2 separate regions of the Homo sapiens genome follow, and region 2 is linked to region 1. A link is a contact called in ENCODE Hi-C data. All regions are on one chromosome and are shown on one strand. Each heading gives the region's core, a stretch centred on a gene start or an enhancer-like site at or near the end of the contact. The rest is flanking DNA. Distances are from core to core; before and after follow the strand shown.

Region 1 (7,934 bases), core at 1-2,500:
CTATTCAGGAAGAATCATGTACCAGCGACCGGGCTATGGCAGCTGCTGAGGAGAAGCAGCCTCCATGCATAAATCACAGGATTGCTATGGCCCATCGAATCCACTGGAGAGCTGTCCATGCACAACAGCATCCAGCAACCACAGGGCAGGGACAGAGCAGGTTAACCTTGCACAACAACCTTGTTGTGCAGAGGGATGCCATCCCCTTTGCTTCCCTCTTATTATAATCCAGGCCCTTGACTCTTCGCTGCTCCACAACTCCTTCAGGTCACCTTAACCTCAACTTCCCGTTCAGCAATTTCGAGACCACCCTCCCTGATATTAACTACATATTATTCACATTACTTCATATTATTTTGCCTCAATATATTTTAGAAACGCACACTAAAACCATGTTTTGTTTAAAATTTCATAATTCCTTCCAGAATTGCTTCCCTTTTAAACTACTGTATTAGTGGTTCCAATATTCTTCCCATTACTTAGGCATGACATTTTTGAGTCACCCCTGACACTACTCAGAAGATACACACAACCAATTAATCATCAAGTCATGTGGATCCTACCTATAAGCCTATTTCTGTTCCCCCTTTTCATTCTCCTCTAAATCCATTTCTGTTTCTCCTTTTATTCTCAGGTCTTCATAATCTATTAAGTCAAATGTAACCTGAAAGTGGGACCGTCTCAAACGTTTCCTCAATTTAGTTATATCCTATTAACATAGACTCCACAGGTATACTCATGCAAATGTACAAAATGTGTATACAATGACATTCACCGAATAATTGTTTCTCCAGGCAAATAACTGAAAACAATCTAAATATTCATGGTGACTGAAGTAAATTACGGTACATCAATAAAATAAGTATCTCGCAGCCATTGAAGGTAATAAATTAAGACATATAAAAATACGTATTGCCTATACATAAAGTCACAGCTATATCAATTTATACTATGTATATCATTTTAAAAAGATTTTACTCATTTCAAACACTACCTCATTCAAAAAGGCGACCATAAATTCCTGAGGCTGGAAACGAACGAACGGCAAGCCCCGAAGAAACACGCTCTTTTAAAAATTAAATCTTGTGCTACTGTTTCGGGGTTGTAACGCGTGCGTGACCCTCGTCTTTGAGGGCCGGATCCTGCAGGGAAGAGAGGGCGTACCTGAGGGGCCTCGCGTGCCTGGACAGCCCCGCGGGCCAGCAAGCCTAAAAGCAACTCATCCGGCGTCCACGCTGCAACCGGGCGCACGGAGGTGATGCAACGCGCTGAAAATGCGGGATCCAGTGAAGGAGACAGGCTCCGCACCGGCCAATCAGTGCGCGCTGCCTGACACCTGCCAACAAGCCAGGCGCCGATTGGTCGCGCCGGACATGATTGCGCCCACTGGCTCGGATGGTGCGACAGTGGTGCTTGCTGGTTTTGCGCCTCCACGTGGAAAACGAACCAGCGCTGAGGGCGGCGCTGTGCGTGCTGCTTGTATCCGTTGCAGTAGTGTAGACCGAGGTCTCACTCGGGTTGTGGGCACCTCCGGGTAGGTGACGGCCCACTGGGAAGGGGCGCCGAGGTCGGGGCTCATGTTCTTCATCTTGTTTGCTTTTGTCAGTATTTATCTGACTGGACACTTCGTACCTAAATTGATAACGACAAACAGCAACTTCCGGAGAGGTGGCTTTAATAATTATACTTTTGGGCCCTGAGCCGCCGACCCCAAAGCCGCTTCTCCTATCATAAATGGCTACGTGAAACGATAATAACAAAAGGGAAGGAAGGGTCTGACAACCAGATTTAAAAGTTTTATTGTATTTTACTTAAAATGTTTCCGGTAATGAAAACATTGCACAAACGATTTTTTTTTCTTTTTTTGAGAAGCGGTCTCATTCTGTCGCCCAGGCTGGAGTGCAGTGGCACGGTCATGGCTCACTGCAGCCTCAACCTCCCCGGATCAGATGATCCTCGCACCTCATCCCTGGCCAAGTAGCTGGGACTACAGGCTAGCGCCACCACGCCCGGCTAATTTTTGTATTTTCTGTAGCAACGGGGTCTTGCTATGTTGCCTAGGCTGCTGTCAAACTCGTGGGCTCAAGCGATCTGCTTGCCTTAGCCTCCTTAACTGTTGGGATTACAGGCATGAGCCACTGCACCCGGCCTGCATACTTATTATCATTGCTATGAGTCGGCTTGGTACCTTACTGATCTGCTGGTTAAAATCTGGAGCCTTGCAAAGGGCAGTAGGCCTCGGGCTTTGGCCCCAGAGCCTCTAAAGGAAATTCTGGATCTTGCCAAATTGGGAGTAGTTCCGTAGCTGCCTATTGTATCCGTTAGAGGGATATAAAAAATTTATCTGGCCTAGAATAGGTAGAATGCAGTTTCTTATTAAGTTTAGGAACATTTTGATAGTCTGTTCAGCATATATTTAACTTTACTTACCGTCTTGGCCCTGTGTGAAGGATTAAAGTGGTTTCATGTCCTCCATCATGGGTAACTCAGTGTTCTGACTATACTCACATAACGTACATAATTTAATAGCTGCAAATCTTGTTAATTAACTGAAAGTATTTGGAATGTGTTTGAAGTTTTCACATTCCTCACGTTGCCACCTTGTTCAGTTCATTTTTGTCACCTATCCAGAGAGCCCAGATAGAGCCAGACAGAGGGCTCCTGGACAAAGGTGAGGTAGGCCAAGTCTAATTATTTAAAAATTTGATTGAGAAACATTTATATTAATAGTACTGTTGTGTTGGAAATAATGCTCAAAATCCTAAGGAAATTGAACATTCAAACAAAGGATTTTCAGCAAAGCAATTTTACTTCTGCGCAGAGGGGTGCTTCTCCTTGGCCAGTCACCATGAGAGCACACCAGAACAAAGGGGCACGAGAACCTTTATCCCTGACACAAACCCTGCCCCTGTACCCTTTCTCCATTGGCCGGAGTTGGGCCTCACAATCTAAAATAACCACAGTTGGCTAAACATTTTAACTTTCTTTAGATAAGGTGGGCACGTAAGAGAGAGGGGAAAGGGGGAAGGGCTGTCTGTAATGAGCTAGAGAGCTAGTCTTCTCTTCGGATAAGGAATACGAGCTGGTACTGATAACGCCTGGTACTGTGGCCTGTCTAGGCATGTAACAAAGGCAGAAAGGAAAGAGGAGAAAAAGGGAAGAGGGGGGCACTGTGAATTAAAGAATAAAGGATTGATCAGGCTATTTGAAGAGAAACCTCATCATGTCCCACAGTTGGAAGGTATGGGAAGACTAAGTCTAGAAAAAGTTAAGCAAATGAAAAAATTCCAGCAAAAAAGTTAACTGTAGTCAAAATATATTACTTGGACTGAAGAGGTGAATAATTTTTTCACCTTTTCAGAATATGTAGTGTCTGGAAGTGAAAAACCAAGAAATCAGAGCATAAGCATGTTAGGTAGAAACATGGAGGTAAATACTAGAGAAATTAAATTGCTGAAGGTGGTTTCATCTGGGGAGCAGGAACTGGGGGGTGGGCAAGGCTACTTGATGTTACTTATTTGTCTGCTTGTGAAACATGTGCCGGATTTAAATTACGGCCACACATTCTGACACTCCTCCCACTAAGAAGTGAGGATCTGTGTCCCCTCCCTTTCAGTCTGGTTGGGCTGTGTGTCAGTTTAAACCTGTAGAATACAGTGAAGTGACTGAGCCGGTTTCTGGGCCAGGCCTTAAGAGACAGGCAGCATCTGCTTCCTGCCTCTGAGAACACTTGCTCCTAGAGCTTTTTTGCTATGCTGTAAGGAAGCCCATGAACAGGCACTGAGTGGGCCATCTTAGAAACAGATCCCGTAGCCCTAGCTGAACCACCCCAGTGAAAGCACACAGCACAGATCAGCAGTCCCTAGTGAGTGTTGACCAAATTGCAGTATTTGTGCATAAAATAAATGATTGTTACTGAGATGATTTGCTATGCAGCAATAGAAAATAAGGTACAAATGTGATCTACATCAAGAGAAGGTAGAAAGTGTGAATTATTTATCCTGCTGCTTAGTTGTCCACACTCTCCTTGAAGTCTGAAGTTTTGGAAACCTAGGAATCCAGAATTACTCTTCAAGTTATTTAGTTCCTTGGACCCTTACTAAAAAAACATAGAGCATAAGCCCTAGGGTCATAATGGTTAACACACCAGATGAAATCCCAACAGTTAAGAGTTTATATTCAGCATAGGTAAATCAATAAATACTAATTTTAGGTACACACATCATGGCTTAATGATAGTCCCTTGGAACTATATAATACTATTTCTTTTTTTTTTTTTTTTTAAGATGGAGTCTCACTCTGTTACCCAGGCTGGAGTGCAGCAACATGATCTCAGCACTGCAACCTCTGCCTCCTGGGTTCAAGTGATTCTCCTGTATCAGCCTCCCTAGCAGCTGGGATTACAGGTGTGAGCCACCACACCCAGCTAATTTTTGCATTTTTAGTAGAGATGGGGTTTCACCATGTTGGCCAGGCTGGTCTTGAAATCCTGACCTCCTCATGATCCGCCCGCCTTGGCCTCCCAAAGTACTGAGATTACAGGTGTGCGCCATCACGCCCGGCCTATGTAATACTATTTCATACAGAGCCCATTTTGATAGGAGACGTATGTCTTGAAATCTAGGCAGGTTGGTTTATTTAATGTAATGTTAAATCTGTTTCCCTATTTGGGCTCAGGGTCCTGACTCCTAATTGTGACTACCTATCTTTCAGGCACTTGGTATTTTTCATAAGCTTTTAGTCTAACTAGAATTTTGGGATTGGTGTACATCTAGATGTTGTTCCTTAATTCCTAGAGGCAATGACAAGATAACTGTATTTGGCTTCCTCTCCTGGTCCTCACAGAACTCTTATATGATGTTGGTCTGAAATGTCCTATATTTCAGTTAACCATTCACCAAAACACAAGTATAAAACTCAATGTTGACTTGTAATTTATCAGTTTAAACAAAAATGACAAAATGGAAGGTGTATTTGACATAATCAGAAATAAAATTTCAAATAGCCTATAATTCACACAAAGCCTAGGCTGGAAAATACAAGTGCTTTGACTCATTTATTTAAAAAGGCTTCATATAAACCTTGCATGAGAAGATGTCCATTAGTTACTCAGGATAGAGGGCAAAGAGATTATATACAAAAAGTATTTTCAAGGACTATCTTGTTCTTCCTTTATAAGAAGTTGAATTTAATTTTTGAAGTAATTACTTAGGAAGAAATGCAGAGGAGTTCCACAGAAAAAGATGGCAACCAGAATGATATTCCGTCAGCCAGATTTTTAAAATTCCTTCACTCTGAAATTTCTTCTTTGTCAGCTAAAACTGTTTTCTGGGTCAGTTTCCTTAGGTGAGCCTTGTTCACATTCAGTATCAAAACCAGCTGACATTTATTATTTTGGTTTCATTTTCCTTTTTGCGTCTTTATGTTTCTTTCGACAATCCTAGGAAAAAAAAAAGACTTGGTTAGCAATAAACAAATTGTTTTTAAGATGTTCAGTAGATAGAAGTAAAACAGGTTATTCTCACTGTCAGGGCTGTGGAAACCTATTTTGAAAGTGCTCTTTTGAAATGAAGAGGGGATATTGGCATTTTTGGCATTAACTGTTTATAATGGGAACTATAATTCAGTCTTTAAAAATCTGATGCTTTCGTGTTACTTAATAGGCTTGGCTGGATTCTGAGACCAGTCACTCAATTGAGCCAGTCTGCAGTCTCCTCACCTATACCATTCATGAGTTCCCTTCCAGGACTGTAATTCTAGATAGGTAACATGTCTATTTTAGGAAATAATATGGAGAAACAATTACTCACCATACGCAGGTTGGTTGTTCTGGCCTCCCAAGAGTTCCTGCTCATATTACTTCCTACTCCTCTCCAGAATAAGTCAGAACCTATTAGGGGAAAAAGAAGAAAGATGAGGCAGCAAACTACTACTAAAATTGGTAATATTCTAAGTGTTGGCATTATCAAGGTCTCGAATACCAGTTAAGATCATTCTTTTCCCTCAGTTTCTACCTATTTTCAAAAATTAGTATTTTTTCTTTCCAAATGAAAAATATAATATTGCTTTTACTGTTTATATATATCATTTACTATTATGTAACTTTGTTTATGCTAGGCTTTAAGAAATGAGCTCCCCAACAGCCTGAGTTTTCACATGGAATTTATGGCACTAAAACTTAGGGGTTTTATATGTCTAACATCTAAGGAAGCCCTTGGAACAAAACAACCCTTTGTTGATGAGAATGAGCGGGCAAAGAAAGTGGTGAGTGGGGAGCTCTCAGACCTTGACAGCTTTACAAGTTAACATTCATCAGTGTGAACAAATGGGGTTAAACCACATGACATTACCAACGGTCAAAATTCCTGGATGTGAATTACTGTAGCTGTATTATTACCTGTTCTATGTATGTAATTTGATGAAAAAAATGGACTGACCTTGAAGTCGTTCATCATTCTTAGAGAAAAAGAAAAATCTAGTGGTCTCTTTCTCAAGTAATGATGCTTCTCTGAAAAGAAAGGGACAAAGGAGAGAGAAAAATAGGTATTGGTTGGTTTAATTTCAATATTTAAGAAGAAATATTTACATTCAAAACATAAATACACTATTTCTTAAATATATCTTTTTTCATTTCCCCCTAGAATCCAGGTGAGCGAGACTCTTAAATATATCTGCTTTGTATTTTGTGCATTTTGCCCTGAGTTAAAACAACCCTCCCTCTAACATTCTTCTATCTGAAGCTTTGATAATGAAGACTTGTTTAAGTAGAACCTCTATCTTTCCTGTGTTGGTTGCTGATACTCTCACTCCCACCATTGCTACCCCATTTGCCAGTGCCTCCCATGGGTAGGCACCCAGTCAACTGCAACATCCTGTTTCCAGACCAGTGACTTCACTGTCAGGCCACCTTCCCTTTTCTATGCACAAACTATCTTCCCCTTAGTGCTATCCAAATCTCATGGAAAAGGAAACACACTCTCCATTATAAAAAGGCTAGAGAACACTCTAAAGAAACTGAGATGTCCAGGCTCAGTGGCAGGGCGCCTGTAATCCTAGCACTTTGGGAGGCCAAGGTGGGCAGATTACTTGAGGTCAGGAGTTCGAAACCAGCCTGGCCAACATGGTGAAACCTCGCCTCTACTAAAAATACAAAAATTAGCCAGGTGTGGTTGGCACGTGCCTGTAATCCCAGCTACTTGGGAGGCTGGGACAGGAGAATTGCTTGAATCTGGGAGGCGGAGGTTGCAGTGAGCTGAGATCATGCCATTGCACTACAGCCTGGGCGACAGAGCAACACTCCGTCTCAAAAAAAAAAAATAAAATAAAAAAAGAAGCTAAGACAATTTAGTTGTCATGTGAAGAGAAGCTAAAATATTTCTAAAGTATGTCTAATTCAGATTTTACAAATTATGAACTATGCCTGCAAAGAAACAAATTGTTTACCCAGGACTGGAGTTTCTGTGATCTGTTTCTTCAGTAACATCTTCCTCTTCTGAACTGCTGTCTTGTAAACGAGGGTCTTCCTGCCAGACAATCTTTCCAGGTTTCACTGTTTCAACTCTGTAGGTCTCTATATCGTTATGACAACAAAAGATGATGGGATTGTAACTCCACAGCCAAGTATTTCTGAACACATTCATTTGATTACTTTTACCACGTAGACATATCTAAAGTTCCAATATGTTAATCATTAATTTAAAATAGTATCAAAAAAATAGGTAGTATCATCTTTTTAGATTTTTCAAATATTTTCAGAAGCCACTATCATAATTTTGGCATTGCTAGAATGATCTGATAAGGACAGCAGTAATATAAAAAAGGTTTAAAAAATAAAGGTTTATAAATGAGCTATATAATTTTTAAAAATGACACCTAAAATAACCATGGCATCTGTGCTTGCATGAGAAGCCTAAAATATAATAGGATACAGGGAA
Region 2 (7,934 bases), core at 3,228-5,727, 5.3 Mb after region 1:
CCAGCATCAACCACTAGACCCTTCAGATTCCAGATTGGCCTCTGAGCTGAGAGCAGAGACAAGGTGTCCCTGTTGTGCCCTGTCCAAATTCCTGCCCCACAACATAACAACTGGTTATTTCATATTACTAGTGAACTGGCAAAGTTAGTTTCTTCAGGACAATATTGAAGGAGGCAGCCAGAGGTGGACACTGAAGGTTCTGAAAATAGTAACATGCAAAGTAGTCCCAAACTCCACAAGAGGGAGCAGAAAAAGCACCACTAAGAATGAGAGAAAGGAAGGTGGGAGACACTGGTGACAAACTTTGCCAATTCACAACTCTGCCTACAGGGTACCTCAACCAGGTGAAGGCAACAAGGAGCAGTTTATGTGTGGGGGAACACACACTGCTTGTTAACAATGCTGGATAGGACTGATGGAGACTAAACATACACAGACACACACAGGCAATACCAACTTTCTTATAAAGGACCTTTGTTCCTTGGATTCATAAATTAAGATGTCACTTGCACCACATAAAATGCATTTGAATCAGCTAAGTGGTGCTTTCATGGGGCTCAAAATGAGCTTTGTTATAAGGGTAAGGCAAGGTAATACAGATTTATTAAACCTAAATTCTCTTGTATTTGAAAAATAAGTGGAAGAGACTGGGTGAAGAAATACTACCTTCTTTAGCTTCTCTTTCCTTTCTCATGAAAATGTCTTTCATATAAAGTCCCACTGAAAAAAGTACATCCCTAACTCTACACAAACCTGTAAGCCTTCCAGGCAGAAGTAAAATAAGTAGAAGAATCTTATTCAACACACTTCCTCCATGCTCAAAGCTGTTTTATTGTAAAGGTAGAGAAAGTACATATATCATTTCCAAATTAAAATTCATTCAACAAATATTTATGGAGGGTCTTCTAGGTTCCAGGCATTGTTCTAGAAACAGATAACTTATTTACCTATAAGGGCAGTACATTTGGGAGGTAACATTGTCGAAAGGAATTACTATCCAATCCGGTCCCACCTCCAGCATCTTTTCCAATCTCCCTCTATATGACCTGATGTAGTCTGTCCCAGCATTTATGCTTTCCACTGCTTTGTTTCCCTTACTTTTTCACTTCTTTCCCTCCCCATATGCTTACTATGTATATGAAGACTGAACTCAAGTGTCACCTTTCACTTATGTCTTGTCTGCTACCCTGTGTCACTGCTTCCTTTGAAGGCCTGAAAAACTTAGTTTCCCTATACTCTAGGCTCATCTCTGACTATGCTCCCCATTCCCCATCAGATATCCTACTCTAGCCACACTGGACCATGCCCAGTTCCACAAATGAGCCATGTTCTTTCCTGACTCAAGGTCTCTGCACCTGAGTGTGGGGTGCCTTTCCCACCACCCCAAAATGATCTCCTCCGACTCTGCATCTTTTTTCAGTCTCAGCTTATTTTGATTTATGTACATACTCTGAATTATTATTATTTGTGGCACCTCTGCTATGTGCCGGGCCCATGGAATAGTCCTGGGAATGCAGCTATGAATGAAACAGTTGAAGTACCTGCTCTCTTGGAGCTTATATTCTGGTAAGGAGAGACATTAAGTAAGTAATAAACAAACAAACAAACAAACAAACAAATCATGAAAATACCAGCTAGGGATAACGGCCCCTGCTTCTCAGTTTCCTTTGCTGGATCTTCCTTATTACCCCAACCTCTAAATGTTGAACCACTCTATCTATACTTACCCTACAGGTGATCTCATCTACTTCCAAGGACTTAAAACTATATTTGCCTCAAAATAATTGAGAGAGAGGAGGTAATATCAATGAAACCAGATTACCCATGAATTAAGAATTACTGAAGTTGATGATGAGTACATGGGGTTTCATCATAAATTTTCCCTACTTCTGTAAATATTTGAAAATTACATGAGAAAAGAAAAAAGGGAAACATAAAGGAAATTTTCTGTTTAGAATACTATATAATAAATGACTCCATATTTATATCTTCAACCTGGGCCTTTCTCCCAAACTACAAATTCATATACCCCACTGTGTGTGAATTTTACACTGTGTGTGAAGCCAGCTAGCTTCAGCTTCAAATACAACTGTTCAAAACCAAACTTTCGTCTTCCCCAGTCTTCCTTATCTGAGTAAAAGACAATTTTATTCTTCCTGTTATTCAGACAAAAAAAACTTTGGGATGATTCCTGACTCCTTATTTTCTCACACTATCATTCACTTGTTCAGAAAATACTTTTTTTTGAGACGGTTTTCGTTCTGTCACCAGGCTGGAGTGCAGTGGGGTGATCTCGGCTCACTGCAACCTCCGCCTCCCAGGTTCAAGCGATTCTCCTGCCTCAGCCTCCCGAGTAGCTGGGAGTACAGCTGCACGCCACCACACGCAGCTAATTTTTGTATTTTTTTTTTTAGTAGAGACAGGGTTTCACCATGTTGGCCAGGATGGTCTCAATCTCCAGACCTTGTGATCCACCCACCTCGGACTCCCAAAGTGCTAGGATTACAGGGGTGAGCCACCATGCCTGGCCAGCTTTGCTTTTGAAGTACAATCCAATCAGATCACTTTGCACCACCATCTTTACTACCACCCTAGTTCAAGCTACTATCATTTGCAGCTAGAATTACTGCAAAAGCTGAACTATCTTCCTCCTTTGGGAGCATGAGAAGTAACTATTAAAAAAATAAGTCAGACTGGCCCTGCACAGAGGCTCATGCCTGTAATCTCAGCACTTTGGGAGGCCAGGAGTTCAAGACCAGCCTGGCCAACATGGCGAAACCCCATCTCTACTAAAAATATACAAATTAGCCTGGTGTGGTGGCGCATGTCTGTAATTGCCGCTACTTGGGTGGCTAAGGCACAAGAATTGCCTGAACCTAAAAGGCAGAGGTTACAACGAGCCAAGACCGTGCCACTGCACTCCAGCCTGGGCAACAGAGCGAGACCCTGTCTCAAAAAAAAAAAATCATACTCCAATGACTTCTCAATTCACTTGGATAATGTCCAAAGTCCTCACAGAGCACCTTCCCCCTACCTCTCTGATCTCATCTACCACTCTCCCGTTGCTCACTACCTATGATGGCACTATTTGTGGGTATTCCTGAATGGGTCGTTAGAATATATCAGCGCCAAGAGAGCAGGGGTTTTCCTTTGTTCACCTCTACATCCTCAGCATTCAGAACTCTGCCTGGCACCTAGGAGGTGCTAAATGCTAATAAATATAATATTCGTTGAATGAAATAAAACAGTGATTGGGTAACCAAAGAAGGCCTCACTAAGGACCTGACATTTGAGCTGAGACCTAAGTGACCAAGAGCCAGCCACGCAGATTTAGAACCAGAGACCTTCAGGTAAAGGAAATAGTATAAGTTCCTAAAATAAGAACAAGCTTGACTTATTGTAAGAACAGAAAGAGTGGTTGGAGTACAGTGAGGAGAAGTAGAACCCCACAGGCCATGGCATGGAGTGTGCAATGGAAAGTCGTAGGAGACTTTTTTTTTTTGACACGGTCTCACTTTGTTGCCCAGGCTGGAGTGCAGTGTGCGATCACCGCTCACTGCATTCTCGACCTCCTGGGCTCAAGGGATCCTCCCACCTCGGCCCCCAACCCTCCCCTCGAGTAACTGGGACTACAGGCGCCAAACACTAGGCTCAGCTAATTTTTTTTTTTTTCCTGTAAAGACGGTGTTCGCCTTGTTGCCCAGGTGGGTCTTGAACTCCTAGGCTCAAGCGGATCCGCCCGCGTCGGCCTCCCATAAGTGTTAGGATTACAAGCGTTAGCTACCCCGCCCGGCCGTCATAGGAGACTTTTAAACAAAGCAGTAACACGATCTGATTCTGGATTTGTGTTGAAAGCAGAGCAGGCAGGGTTTACAGATAATTGTTATGTAAAAAGAGGGAAAAGAGCTAAGAAAGACTCTAAATTTTTGGATTAAGCGGCCGACGGATGACGTCATTTACTGAAATGGGTAAGACCGAAGGAGAATTAGGCCGGGAGAGTGAAATTTCAGATGGCCATGGACAAAGCAGATAAGCCAGTATGGTGCTCATAAAGACATCAGGGGAGGGGACGCTCACACACAGGCATATAGGTACCCAATAACCCTTGAAAACAGATTACTAAAACAATCATTTGTTCCTTCCTAAGCAAACAACTTAAGGAAAATGACGGCCAGCCGGCAAGCCCGGAGCCGCACGCTCGCGTCAGGGCCGGCCTTTCCATACCAAGGGGCGGCACGTGCGGCACCGCCTCCCGCCCAGGCCCCACCCCGCATGCCGAGCTTGGCCCAACCTCTCCTCCCACTTTTCCCAAGGCGGCAAAAGCCGGAAAGTGGGAGTAGATGAGCACATACCCGCCAGTCCTGATCCTTTCTAAGGTCTCTCTTCCCTGCACTGTCTCCGCCTAGCAATTGTCACTGCTCACCGCCCTCGAGCCTATTCCCCCGCCGCGTATTTGGGTAGAAAAGCTCGCTCGTGACGTCACCAAGCTCCGGAAGTCTCCTGGCGTCGGCGCAAGGGCCGCCGGGAAAACCATTGAGAGGCCACCGGGAAACCATTGAGAAGCCCCGGAGGACCGGCCTGAGCGGAGGCGGAGACTAGAGCGGCCGCCGGCACGACCCGCCTTCAGGCGTACGACGACCGCGGCCCGGGGGCTCTGAGTGGCCAAAGCGGCGGCACTTTCTGCGTGGCCCCGGAAGGACATAGAGCGGAAGGCGGGAGAAAGAAGTAGCCGGCAGGCGGAGGCAGCCCGAGGGGGCGGTTGCATGTGTGCCAGACGTTCGTAGCCCACTGAGCTTCCTCACGCCGGCTGTCGCAGCGCCTAGCCCCACCCGGCGGCCTCTCCTGCGCTTCCGGGGCCGTGGCGAGCTAGTGCGCCTGCGTGCCGGCCCATCCGCGCGCCTTGCAGCTGTCCTTGCGTCGGCCAGCGGCCAGACAGTTCCTGCAGCGCTTACCGCCTGGCCTCTCGGTTCCGCGGCGCACCGGAGGGCAGCATGTCGCGGCGGCGGCACAGCGACGAGAACGACGGTGAGTGCCTGCGGCCCGGCCACGGAGGCCGCTCCCGGTTGGGAGCCGAGGCTCGGCGTCTTTGGGTGTCCACGGAAGAGACTGGAAGCTCTTCTCCCCGGGAACGTGCGGGGAGCCGCGGAGGGAAAGAGGAGAATATGGTGGCGGTGTGGTCGGGCGGCTTCTAGAAAGCGACTTCTCCCCCGCCCCAGTTCTTTGAGTCAAGGGCCGATCCTCGGGAAAGAAGGCCTGGTGAACCCCATGGGTAGACCCTTGGTCTCTAAGGATGCTTCAGAATTTCGTCCGTAAAACCACGGAGCAGGGAAGCACACCTGTGTCTGTGCTGCCGCCTCTTAGGGACCCACTGGTCCTAGTGTCTCGTTTTAACCTTCAAAGCTGCACCTGAAAAGGGCTCGGAAGAATTCACTGAAGGAAAGGACTGAGAGATCTCATGAGTTGCAGTCTGAACTCTGTTCCGGTAGTGGTTATCCGTTGATTTCACTTCTTTCAAGCTGCAGGGAAAGAATATTGTCTTACCTGCGCCCAAGAGGTCCCTAATAAACAGACACAGGTTACTGCAGATTTTGAACTGGCCGTAAGCGCATTTCCCTTGTGTGAGAGAGAGTGCTAGAAAACTAACTTCAGGCCTCTGAGAGAGTTAGAACAGGGGTTCCCATCTCCGTTTGGATGATTGTGCTCGTGGAGATCAGTGTTGCCTTCATAAAGATGGAATAATTCTAGTTTTAACAACAACAAAAAAAAGATGCTTATATTACACATAAGCCTTACAATCGGTCAAAAACACAAATCCACACACCAAAAAAGTAAAACTTAGAGTAATTCTATTGTTAACATTTTAGTGTATTGTTTTTTGAAGAGAGTGTATAGTAGTGGTTAAGAGATGAGACTTTGGAACCAGAGGGTTTAGGTTCAAAGCCAGACCCTACCATTTACTTGGTGATCTTGTCCAGGTTATGAAATCTCCTTAAACTTTAGTCTGTAATACAGAAGTAATGATATTTATATCTTCTGGTTTTTGTGAAGGTTAAATGAGGTAATACACATCAGCAACAATGATGTTTTATCATTTGCCAACGCTTAAGAGGCGGTAAACGTTAGCAGATGCTGTCAATGTAAGAAAAAAACCCATAACAGACATTTTAAATTGAGTAAATTTTATCTACTAACGTTTGTCTCTCCTTGAGTGTTGTGGCAGTTGAGGTGGAGGCAGAATCGCATGCATTTAGTTTTAATAGTGAAACACCAGATTTCTACGAAGGAATGGCTTGAGAGGATATTCTAGTCCAGCTTTCTATCTGACACCTAAGGGTCTAGAGACTGAGCATAACTAAGATGGAGGGACAGCTGTCAGTTCCCAAACACCAGCAAGAGCGAATCCAGTCCGGGGCTCTCTTCACTACACAGGTATAAATTAAATAACTATGCTGCGTGCTTTGATTTCTAACACGAGGTTTCTTGTGTAACCTCTGTACAAGGCACAGAAAATACAATTCCCTCCCTTTTTTTTTTTTTTCTGAGACGGAGTGTCATTCTTTGTCAGGCTGGAGTGCAGTGGCGCGATCTCGGCTTACTGCAACCTCCGCCTCTCAGGCTCAAGTGATCCTCCCACCTCAGCCTCCTAAGTAACTGGGACCACAGGCGCGGGCCACCACGCCCGGCTAATTTTTTTTTTGTTTTTGTATTTTTTGTAGAGACGGGGTTTCGCCACGTTGCCCAGGCTGATCTTGAACTCCTGAGCTCAGGTGATCCACCCGCCTCGGCCTTCCAAAGTGCCGGGATTACAGATGTGAGCTACTGCGCCCGCCGATAATACAATTTTCATATGCTTTGTAATTGACTAGTCAAAAACTAATATACTTCTCAAGTCATTACTTGGGGGCTGGAGAACTTGAGTCTTTTGTTCTTTTCTTTGTTGTTCTAATGCTTCCTTTTTCTCACTTAGAGGTAATCCCTAAAGAGAGAGGAAATGTCATTGTAGGGCATCCTAGAGAATTGGAATGCTAATATGTAGAAAAATAACTTTTGCTTTGGTTATTGGGAGACTTACATAACTTTCTTGGAGTTGGCTTGTTTTTAACACCAGCTGGCAGCCAAATCACTGTCCATTTGGGTCTTGCCGCGAGAACCTCAGAGTAAATAAGACAAGTAAAACAAAGCATTCATTAAGCAAAGGTTTTTATGGTTGATATTTTAGTGTGGGAGAGGCAGATACAATTCATGTTTGATAATACAGCAAATCTGAAATTTTTGTCAGTTGCCACAATTTGGATAACGATCGCTGGAGTTTACCCTACACAGTGATCTGAATCAGATTATTTTGGATGCTTTCCTTTTAGTTAAAAATCTATTTTTTAAAAAATAAATCTTAGAAGCTTAAGGATTATAGAAGGCTATTTTAAAATAGGGTAGGAATTATTACAGTCAGAATTAAATAGATGCATCTGAGCATTTCTGGACAATTGTCAGCTGCTGTCAGTCACTGCCCTGACTTTCCGTATGCTTGACTCTCTATATATAGAGTGTGTGTATATATATAAACTATAATAGAATGTATTATATATATTTATATATTATATAAATTTATATTTATATATTATAAATTTATATTTATATATTATATAAGTTTGTTTATTATAAGTTTTATATAAATATATACTCTAATATATATTTTACATATAATTATATACTGTATATATAGAAGCAAGCATATGGAAAGTAATACATATATATATATATATATATATATATATATATATATAAAATCATTTATTCAACAAATACTTAACAGTGCCAAGCTCTGTCCTAATTACTTGCCATACAGCAGTGGACAATATAAAGATAGAGCCTCCCCTCTAGAGTAGAGAGAAGACAGTCAAGTAAAGTATAGTGTATCATATAGTGACAGGCGC

What was found. Hi-C counts contacts between places; a loop is a spot of excess contacts on that map. Pooled maps may share reads with other maps.
Region 2: a loop to region 1 is called in a pooled map, with 15 times the contacts of the local background. The contact joins the promoter of TSTD2 here to the promoter of IARS1 in region 1. A Hi-C loop is called at or near these places in 1 of 37 single-sample maps with no recorded cell type and 10 of 50 pooled maps.

What each region holds. Positions count from the first base shown.
Region 1 is chr9:92,292,447-92,300,380 of GRCh38, forward strand. IARS1 (isoleucyl-tRNA synthetase 1) reads right to left here and starts at 1,251. Exons shown (of 34, transcript NM_002161.6): 1 at 1,165-1,251. MIR3651 (microRNA 3651) reads right to left here and starts at 101; the gene lies at 12-101. It overlaps SNORA84 (small nucleolar RNA, H/ACA box 84), which reads right to left and starts at 147; the gene lies at 15-147. It overlaps NOL8 (nucleolar protein 8), which reads right to left. Exons shown (of 17, transcript NM_017948.6): 14 at 7,444-7,570; 15 at 6,438-6,508; 16 at 5,811-5,890; 17 at 4,912-5,440. The coding sequence ends at 5,390. RefSeq lists an enhancer at 1,633-1,682.
Region 2 is chr9:97,628,891-97,636,824 of GRCh38, forward strand. TSTD2 (thiosulfate sulfurtransferase like domain containing 2) reads right to left here and starts at 4,478. Exons shown (of 10, transcript NM_139246.5): 1 at 4,353-4,478. NCBP1 (nuclear cap binding protein subunit 1) reads left to right here and starts at 4,931. Exons shown (of 23, transcript NM_002486.5): 1 at 4,931-5,025. The coding sequence starts at 4,992. RefSeq lists enhancers at 4,399-4,728, 4,497-4,791, 4,956-5,791, 5,349-5,428.